Linked DNA regions of Homo sapiens: region 1 is linked to region 2. Evidence: read pairs that join two places in POLR2A ChIA-PET (ENCODE). Cell type or tissue: PC-9. All regions are shown on one strand. Each heading gives the region's core, and the rest is flanking DNA. Links, peaks and the distances in the headings are about the cores only. Region 1 overlaps CREBBP (CREB binding lysine acetyltransferase). Region 2 has its middle 7.3 kb from the start of SLX4.

What was found. ChIA-PET counts read pairs that join two places held together with the same protein. Peaks named below come from ENCODE experiments on the same cell type or tissue, not always from the same donor. Only the 100,000 strongest peaks of a DNase experiment are listed, where the experiment ranks them.
Region 1: POLR2A ChIA-PET joins it to region 2 with 10 read pairs; 2 of 35 experiments call an interaction of 5 or more read pairs at or near these places.

Annotation. Positions count from the first base shown.
Region 1 is chr16:3,811,861-3,817,241 of GRCh38, reverse strand. All of the region lies in intron 2 of CREBBP (CREB binding lysine acetyltransferase), which reads left to right. Among named protein-coding and RNA genes, the nearest start is that of CREBBP, 66 kb to the left of the region's middle. In PC-9, for the core only: no CTCF peak of the experiment used is centred there; no DNase peak of the experiment used is centred there.
Region 2 is chr16:3,616,172-3,621,552 of GRCh38, reverse strand. It overlaps a transcript of DNASE1 not described here. Among named protein-coding and RNA genes, the nearest start is that of SLX4, 7.3 kb to the right of the region's middle. In PC-9, for the core only: no CTCF peak of the experiment used is centred there; a DNase peak (open chromatin) is centred at 2,602; H3K27ac peaks cover 1,838 bases.

The DNA.
Region 1 (5,381 bases), core at 267-5,266, 200 kb before region 2:
AGTGGGGCCTTGTACCAAAGTCAGGGTTTTCCTGGCCCAAAGATGTAGCACAGAGGACCCATTTTATAGCCAGACTGGACTTGTGTATCTGCTGTGATCACACACACCCGTTTCACCATTCTGAAAACCAACTCCGAAGGCCTGTTCTCGTTCTGCCCGACTTTTCAGCATGGGAAAGTAGCTGTCCACTCCTGTCCACTCCAACTGGTAGCTGAGATCCTTGTTTGGAAGTTTTGAAGATAGAAAGGGCACTGTTCCTGCTGCCTCTTCCGATGCCCCCTCCAGCCATTGCTGACCCTCTTTGTGCCTTGACTTTGGTCACTTGTTCGTGGTTCTTTGACCACCTCCTTCCTGGCTCTATTCCTAGGGGCTGCGTGGCATGGTGGTGCTTTGGCGTGTTCATTCATTTGGGTCCTTCCGCTGCATCCCTGGTATGTTGCAGGGGATGCAGAGAATGTTCCAGGAAGGTGAGAAGTTTTATCCTAGTTTTGTGACCAAAACAGGTTCAGGATAGATTATTACAAACATTTATGTGACAGATAATCCTCTAGAGCCGTGTGGTACTTTGTACTTTCCGTGGTACCCATGTCTGCTGGAGTAGATGGACAGTCACAGTCTGCCTTTTCCCTCCTCTTTGTTGATCATGGTCACTCACCTACTTGCCAGACAGTTCAGACCCGCAGCCACAGGATTTAATGGATGGGCTAGGCTCAGCACCAGGATTTGCTGCAGGTGCCTCTTTGTATTGTTCTTGGGTTTTGAGCTGAACTTAAAGAGGAATTTCCTCATCAGAGCTCACACTGCAGTCATGTTAAGGCTAATCCAGTTTCACCCCCATTCTTTCTTGGGGGCAGTGGTTGGAGTTGGGGAAACCTCAGGATCTGGCTTCAATATTTTTCTTATCATACACAGGGACTATGCATTACATATTTTTACTCTCTGAGTGAAGTGATAGAAAACAGAAGTAGGTTCTCAAACAGTTAATTGATTGATACGCTTGGTCACAATGCTTTTTAATGGGAAACCTGGGAGAGCTGTGAGGCATTGTTTAATTTAGTTTCATTATGGAAGCTCTTGTTCTTTTTTTGGGTACTTACTATAGTTAACTTTTCCTATTTTCTGAGATTAAACTTGAATTAAATGCTTAAAGGAGTTCTGTTAGGAAGAACAGAGTAAAAGAAACTTCTAATATGTATGGGCTGTTGTTGAATGAGGCAGAATATAAATACTTTATGGGTTTTAATTTGTTAATATATAAATTTTACTATTAACTGAACAGTTGCCTATTCTCTGTTCTGCTTTTTTAATTTTATTTAAAAGAGTGTATGGAATACAAAAAAAAAGAATGAATAAGACTTTGTATTTGCTAGCACAACAGGGTGACTATTCAAAAATAATTTAATTCTACATTTTTAAATAACTGAAAGACTGTAATTGGATTGTTTATAACACAAAGGATAAATGCTTGAGGTGACGGACACCCCATTTAACCTGGGTGTGATTATTACACAGTGCATGCCTGTAAAAAAAACTCATGTAACCCATAAATATATATACCTACTATGTACCTCCCAAAATTAAAAATGAAAAAACTTTTTAAAAGATTATATAGAGGTTCTCTAGCAGCATTAAACCAAATCCTGATGAACCTCCATTGAAAATAAAGCCAGCTTTACAAAAAAAAAAAAAAATTTTTTTTTTTTTTTTTTTTGAGATGGAGTCTCCCCTCTGTCATCCAGGCTGGAGTGCAGTGGCAAGATCTCAGCTCACTGCATTTTCTGCCTCCCGGGTTCAAGCAGTTTATTCTGGCTCATCGTGGGATTATACGCACGCACCACCATGCCTAGCTAATTTTTGTATTTTTAGTAGAGATGGAGTTTCACCATGTTGGCCAGGCTGGTCTCGAACTGCTGACCTTAAGTGATCCGCCTGCCTTAGCCTCCCAAAGTGCTGGAATTACAGGCATGAGCACCCAGCCTACCAAACTATTATCAAGTACCTGTTGGGACGTTTAAAGAAATGTAGATTTTCATTAATTAGCGTTAGACATCTTGATTTTAGTATTTCATTTTGGGCATTGGTCCTAAGAAGTATATGTTAGCCTAGGGTGGGGGACCACAGTGCTCAGTTTGATTAATGGAGAATAGATATATACTAGGAATTCAGAAATCTAGAATCTCTAGAAGCAAATGGTTTTTATTCATAACTGCAGGCTAGGACCAGTGCATGGCTCTTGAGTTCTGCCAGGAGGTGGTTTGGCACCAGGAGGTAGCCTTGCCTGGGCAATGAGCAGTGATACCCTGTGAGAGAGCTGACCTCTTTAGCCTGGTTATTAACTTTCTCTGATAAGGAGAGGCTGGGGCTGGCCCTGGTGCCAGAGATTTGAACCCTAACCTCCTGCATGTAGCCTGGGTTTTGTTTTTATCATAGGCTAAAGACGGGAATTTTTTCCCCTATTTTTGAGAATTGTGTAGATCCCTATGAGCTGGACGTTCCTTACATACCGTTCATGATCTTTGACTTGCCATCTTTTTTACCTTGTGAGAATCAAGGTAAAAACTTGTTGAGACTGTTTCCTTCACTCTCTTATCTGATGGCCAAGAAGAAAAGGTACAAACACGTTTTTGATGAAATCTGTCAGAGCGCTTCCAAACACTGGGTTACCCTTTGAAATTGACCAGTTATGGCCAGGCGTGGTGGCTTATACCTGTAATCCCAACACCTGGGGAGGCTTGAGGTGTATGGATCACTTGAGGCCAGGAGTTTGAGGCCAGCGTGGCCAACATGGTAAAACCCTGTCTCTACTAAAAAATACAAAAATTTGCTGGGTGTGGTGGTGCATGCCTGTGAACTCAACTACTTGGGAGGCTGAGACACGAGAATTGCTTGAATCTGGGAGGCGGAGGTTGCAGGGAGCTGAAATCATGCCACTGCATTCCAGCCTAGGCAACAGAACGAGACTCTGTCTCAAACACACACACACACACACACACACACACACACACACACACACACACACACACACAGAACGAGACTCTGTCTCAAACACACACACACACACACACACACACACACACTAAACAACATTGACCAGTTAGAAAAGGGCCCCAGGCCAGGCAAGTATTACCCATCTGATCACACACTCATACTCACCCTGGCAGGGCTATCTTAGGAAAATTGTCAAAATATCTGGGAAGTTTTGGAAATAAACTTTCTGAAGCAAGTCAGGTGAACTTTGAGGTCCACAGAGCACACTGGCCTCTTGGTACTTAGGTCCCCTCTTCTCTGGAGCCAGGGTGCCTGGGCATTTGGTGTGGAAGGAAGATGGTTACCTGTTCCCTTCCCCACCCCTTCAGCTGTCACCCACTTTGGTTTGTCAATGCTGGGCCTAATTAATTAGAAACTTCCAAAAGACGTTGATTTTTTGTTTGTTTGTTTGTCAAATTGGTTGACATAAGGTGTGAGCTCCGTGACAAGTGGGAAATGCATCTACGCAGCCTCAGAACTGGGCTTGGCTCATACCAGGCACTTGGTGAATACCAGTTGACTTCGAGGATGAATTGATCGAGGGAAAATGAGTGTGGGTGTTCTGTCATATTTTGTCCGAAGTCAGAAATTTAGGAACTGGGGGAAAAAAAACTATATTTTTTGTTGTTGTTCGTGTTGTTGTATTCAAATTCTAGGCTTCTAAGAACAATGTTTCAGCGGTTTGGTTATATGTAATAAGACAAATTCTGAGAGTAGTAAGTGTTCCATGGAATTAATTTAGTATAGTGGTTTCTGAAAATATAAATTCCTGCTTCAATTAAGTTTCAGATGACAGTTGAAGGAAGCTTCTTGCAAATCAGAAATGTGCTTAATATTTATCGAGCTACCATCTTGCCTAGATTAAGTCATTTGAACTCGAAATTGAGTCTGGTTTGTGGACTTGCAGAAGAATTAGTGTCTCAGTTCACTTAAGTAGAGCACCTAGTGGTGACAAGAATGTGATTGCTTTCCAAAAGGTGAGAAATGTCACCTAGGAGGACTACATGGGGAAGGAAATCACCTGCGTATGAAATGCACAGAGCTAGAACTTTCTGGTTATACTCCTTTGGTTTTTATTTGTGTTTCTGTACAGGCATTTCAGCAGAAAGGGCCAGTTGTGTTGAGTGTTGATTTGTTTGTAGCCTAGACTTTTAGAGCTGAAAGAAATAATACGATCCATCTTGTTCAAGACACTCATCTTACAGGCGAGGAGTTTGAAGTCCATAGAAGGAATGTTAAGTTACCCAGAGTGGACATGCTGGCGTGGCAGTCACCAGGTGAGGCTGATGGAGAGAACTGAGCTATGATTTCTTAACTGGAAACTCACCCCTGGGAGGTTTTCCCTATGCGGGGACCTTCCCAGTCCATCAAACTGACCACTACTCCAGAAATACAGAACACACAATAGACAGAAGGTGGAATATTAGAGCTTTGCAAAAAAGCAAAGACAGGCAGCCCAAGCATCCAGTTTCTTAATTAGTCGTTGTTTCTCCACAGGGAGAAAGATAAGCACTGGGATATTGCCATGGCAATTCCTGAATTGACCTGTGGAGGCTGGAGCTGGGGGTCATCAGGGAACTTGGCCCACATCTGTTGATGGAAGGAATTCCAGTTGGTTGCAGGCCCTCACGGAAGCATAGCTGAGGGTTCCTCTTTCCCATTCCTGCCTTTATCTAGTATATATTTGATTTCAGTGCACTTTAATTTTATAAAAAACTTTATTATGGAAAATTTTAGGCCGGGCGCAGTGGCTCACACCTGTAATCCCAGTACATTGGGAGGCCAAGGTGGGCGGATCACCTGAGGTCAGGAGTTCAAGACCAGCTTGGCCAACATGATGAAACTTTGTCTCTACTAAAAATACAAAAATTAGCTGGGTGTGATGGCACGAGCCCATAATCCCAGCTACTCAGGAGGCTGAGGCAGGAGAATTGCTTGAACCTGGGAGAGGGAGGTTTCAGTGAGCCGAGATCACGCCACTGCACTCCAGCCTGGGTGACAGAGTGACACACTCTCAAAAAATATAAATAAATACATAAATTTTACACCTGTACAGTGGTAGAGAGGATACTATAACCTCTCTGTACCCATCGCCTACTGCTTGGTTAGTGATTATCAGTACCTTACCAGGCTCTCTCCATCTATGCCCTTTTCCTGCCACCTCCTCCTGCCCAGTGGATTAGAGGTGACCCTTAAGCAACTCAGGGGTTAAGGGTGCTGACCCTGCCAGTCGAAAATCTGCTTGTAACCTTTTGACTCCATAAAAGTTTAACTACTACTAATCCCCTGCTGTTGATCAGAAGCCTTACCAATAGCATACACATTTGCTTAACACAAATTTCATGTTTTATGTG
Region 2 (5,381 bases), core at 56-5,055:
ATATTTATATTTGTATGTGCACAGAATTATCTGGAATATTTCAAGAAGCCTCTGATGAGGGAGTTTGGAGGTCAGGGGGCCAGAAGTAGGAGGGAATTTTTGTACCCTTCTGAAGCTCCTGGACAAAAAAAATTAACAATGTACAGGTATTCTTTTCTAAAACAGGTAAACCAGGCAAGAGCAATGGCTCATACCTGTAAACCCAGCACTTTTGGAGGCAGGAGGATCACCAGAGGCTAAGAGTTTAAGATCAGCCTGGGCAAGATAGCAAGACCCCATATCTACAAAAATTTTTAAAAGTCAGTTGGGTGTGGTGGCACACGCTTGTACTCTTGGCTACTCGGGATACTGAGGCAGGAGGATTGTCTGAGCCCAAGAGTTCGAGTCTATGCTCGTGCCACTGCATTCTAGCATGGATGACAGCAAAACCCTGTCTCTAAAAAAAATATAAAATAGGCCGGGCACAGTGGCTCACACCTGTAATCCCAGCACTTTGGGAGGCTGAGGCGGGTGGATCACGAGGTCAGGAGTTCAAGATCAGCCTGGTCAATATGGTGAAACCCCGTCTCTACTAAAAATACAAAAATTAACCAGGTGTGGTGCAGGCGCCTGTAATCCCAGCTACTCCGGAGGCTGAGGCAGGAGAATCGCTTGAACCTGGGGAGCGGAGGTTGCAGTGAGCCGGCATTGCGCCACTGCACTCCAGCCTGGGTGACAGAGTAAGACTCTGTCTCAAAATAAATAATAAACTTTTTAAAAAAAAAAATCAGGCAAACCAAACAAAACACACATACCCTTTAGCCTAGAAATCCTAGATTTAGGACTCCTTCCAAAAGAAATAAAAACACACACATACAGGTTATAAGTACAAAGACATTTATTGCATAATCTATAATGATAAAAACTATAAATATATCTTTATCAACAGGGGAATGTTTGATTAAATATGGAATATAATATGGCTTCCTATCTACTGACTTAGAGAAATGCTCATGATGCAATATGCATAGTATAATTACTTTTTTTTTTTTTTTGAGACAGGGTCTCACTCTGTCACCCAGGCTAAAGTAGAGTGGCATGATCACAGCTCACTGCAGCCTCGAAGTTACAGTGAGCTATGATCAGGCCACGCTGCACTCCAGCCTGGGTGACACACTGAGTACTCTGTCTCTAAATAAATAAATAAAAGGTTTCTTTACTAATTATACGAAGCCTTTTGATCTCTGAAATGCTTGTTACCCAGTCACGTGACTAAATGATGTGATGAATGATGTGACTCAATGAATGTAATGTGGTAAATATGACATGTAAACTTTTTAAAAGAAAAGCCATACACAGGCCTGGCGAGGTGGCTCATGCCTGTAATCCCAGCGCTTTGGGAAGCCGATGCGGGTGGATCACTTGAGGTCAGGAGTTCAACACCAGCCTGGCCAACATGGTGAAACCTCATCTCTACTAAAAATACAAAAATTGGCCAGGCGTGATGGCGCATGCCCGTAGTCCCAGCTACTCAGGAGGCTGAGGCAAGAGAATCACTTGAACCCCGGAGGCGGGGGTTGCAGTGAGGCGAGATTATGCCACTGCACTCCAGCCTAGGTGACAGAGCAAGACTCTGTCTCAAAAAAAAAAAAAAAAGAAAAGCCATACATATGAATTTTCGTTATATTTATAACCAATCTGCTGACTCGATGAAATATTTAGTAGAGCTGTAAATGGAAATTAGAATTTTTAAAAATACTGAGGGCCAGGCGTGGTGGCTCACACCTATAATCCCAGCACTTTGGGAGGCCAAGGCAGGAGAACCACTTGAGCCCAGGAATTTGAGATCATCCTGGGCAACATAGCAAGACCTGTGTCTACAAAAAAAATTTTTTTTTTAATTACCTACAGGCGGCCAGGCACAGTGGCTCATGCCTGTAATCCCAGCACTTTGGGAGGCCGAGGTGGGCAGATCACAAGGTCCGCAGATAGAGACCATCCTGGCTAACACGGTGAAACCCTGTCTCTACTAAAAATACAAAAATGGAGCTAGGCGTGGTGGCGGGAGCCTGTAGCCCCAGCTACTCGGGAGGCTGAGGCAGGAGAATGGCATGCAACTGGGAGGCAGAGCTTGCAGTAAGCTGAGATCACACCACTGCACTTCGGCCTGGGCGACAGAGCGAGACTCTGTCTCCAAAAAAAAATAAAAAATAAAAGAAAGAAAGAAAATTACCCACAGGCCAGGCATTGTGGCTCATGCCTGTAATCCCAGCACTTTGGGAGGCCAAGGTGGGCAGATCACTTGAGCGCAGGAGTTTGAGATCAGCCTGGGCAACATGGCAAAACCCTTTCTCTACTAAAAATACAAAAAATTAGCCAGGTGTGGTTTTACATGCCTGCAGTCCCAGCTACTAGGGAGGCTGAGGCAGGAGGATCACTTGAGCCTGGGATGTGGAGGTTGCAGTGAGCTGAGATTGCCCCACTGCACTCCATTCTGGATGATAGAGTGTAACCCCGTCTCAAAAAAAAAAAAATTACCCAGGGGCCCTTCTAGCTCTAGCTACAGGTAGGCTGAGTCAGGAAGATAAGGAAGTTGGGAAGATCAGAAAGATCACTTGATCCCTGGCAGTCTGAGGCTGCCATGAGTCATGATTGTGCCACTGTACTCGAGCCTGGGCAACAGAAATGAGACCTTGTCACTAAAAAAAAATTACAAAACGGAAATAAGCAAATGTTCAGTGTAACATGTATTCCATTCTATACTACATTTTGTTCATTCATGCACTGAAGGGCATTTAGACTGAATATGAGGTGTACACGTTTTTGTTTGAGCATTTCTTCTTTTTGACGGAGTTTCATTCTTGTTGCCCAGGCTGGAGTGCAATGGCACCATCTCAGCTCACCATAAACTCTGCCTCCCAGGTTCAAGTGATTCTCCTGCCTCAGCCTCCCGAGTAGTTGGGATTCAGGCACCCACCACCAAGCCCGGCTAATTTTTATAGTTTTAGTAGAGACGGGGTTTCACCATATTGGCCAAGCTGGTCTCAAACTCCTGACCAGAGGTAATCCGCCCGCCTTGGCCTCCCAAAGTGCTGGGATTACGGGCGTGAGCCACCGCGCCTGGCCCTTAAACACTTTTTCAATTTTTTGGGACATATCCTTAGAAGCGGAATTGCTGAATCATATGATGATTTTATCTTTAACTTGTTCAGGAACCTCAAACTGTTTCCCACAGCAGCTGTACCATTTTACATTCCCTCCAGCAATGTATCAGAGTTCTAACTTCCTTACATCCTCACCAATACTTTTTTTTTTTTTTTTTTAGGAAATGGCTGTCCTACTGGCCATGAAGTGGTATCTCACTGCAGTTTCAATTTGCACTTCTCTAACGATTCATGATGCTGATCATCTTTTCATGTGCTTGTTGGCACCTGCCACTCTTTGGAATGTCTATTCAAGTCCTATGTCCATTTTTTTTTTTTTTTTTTGGTCTTGGCTTCTTCACAGGACAAGTTCTACCATGCCCATTTTCTGAGTTGTCTTTTCATTGAGTTGTAAAAGTTCTTTCTATATTGTGCTACTAGAATGTCTTAGTCCATTTGGGCTGCTCTTACAAAATACCACAGACTGGGTAGCTAATAAACAACAGAAATTCTCACTGTTCTGGAGGCTGGGAAGTCCAAGATCAAGGTGTTGGCAGACTCTGTCTGGTGAAGGCCCACTTCCTCTAATGGCAGAAAGGGTAGGGGGTTTCTCTCTTGGGCCTCTTTTCTTTTTTTAAAAAAATTTTTGTAAAAATGGAGTCTCACCTTGCTGCCCAGGCTGGTCTCAAACTCCTGGGCCCAAGCAATCCTCCCGCCTCCGCCTTCCAAAGTGCTGGGATTACCGGCATGAGCCACCACACATGGCCACAAGGGCCTCCATCCTTATCCTTATGCACTAATCCCATCACCTTGCGGTTGAGGCCTTCACATATGAATTGGGTGGGGGGAGACATAAACATTTAGACAGCAGCATAGATTCTTATCAGGTATATGATTAACAAATATCTCCCATTCTGTGGGTTGTCTTCTCATTTTCTTGATAGTATACTTTTACACAAAAAAGTTTTTAATTTTGATTAAATCCAATTCATTATTTTTTGTTGTTTCTGCTTTTAGTGTCATATCTAGAGTCTACTGCCAACTCCAAGGTCATAAAGATTTACCCTTGTAGTATTCTTTTTTTTTTTTTTTTTTTTTTTTTTTGAGATGGAGTTTCGCTCTTGTTGACTAGGCTGGAGCGTAGTGGTGCGATCTCGGCTCACCGCAACCTCCATCTCCCGGGTTCAAGCGATTCTCCTGCCTCAGCCTCCCGAGTAGCTGGGATTACGGGCGCACACCACCACGCCCTGCTAATTTTGTATTTTTAGTACAGACGGGGTTTCTCCACGTTGGTCAGGCTGGTCTCAAACTCCTGACCTCTGGTGATGCCAAAAGTGCTGGGATTACAGGGGTGAGCCACCACGCCCAGCCTACCCTTGTATTCTTCTAAGAGTTTTATAGTTTTCACTCTTCCATTGGGTCTTTGATCCATTCTGAGTTAATATTTGTACATGATATGAGGTAAGGGTCTAACTTCATTCTTTTGCATGTGATATCCTGTTATCCCAGCTCCATTTGTGGAAGACACTACTCTTTCACCATTGACTAGTCTTGGCATCCCGGACAAAATCAATTGCTCATAAATATAAGGGTTTATTTCTAGACTCTCAATTCTCTTCCACTGACCCATATGTCTATCCTTATGCTGGTACAGTACCACACAGTCTTGATTACTATAGCTTGTAATAAGTTTTGATATAAGGAAGTACGTTCTTGAAAAAGAACAAAGTGGCTATTTGGGTTTTGGGTATTAAGAGCCCCTTGCAATTACATATGAATTTATTTATTTATTTATTTAATTTATTTATTTGAGACACAGTCTCACTGTATCACCCAGGCTGGAGTGCAGTGTTGTGATCTTGGATCACTGCAACCTCCATCTCCTGGGTTCAAGGGATTCTCCCGCCTCAGCCTTCCAAGTAGCTGGGATTACAGGTACCTGCCACCACATCCGGCTAATTTTTATATTTTTAGTAGACATGGGGTTTCACCATGTTGGTCAGGCTGGTCTCGAACTCCTGACCTCAAGTGATCTGCCTGACTCAGACTCCCAAAATGCCGGGATTACAGGCGTGAGCCACCGCACCCGGCCAATTCCATATGAATTTTAACATCGGTTTTTCCACTTCTGCAAAAAAATTAAAACGTTGTTGGGATTTTGATAGGGATTATGCTGGTAGATGCTTTGGGGGGAGTTTTGCTGTCTGAAACCTCCCTTAAATTTGTCTAGCAGAACATATAGAGCAAAATCACACAAAG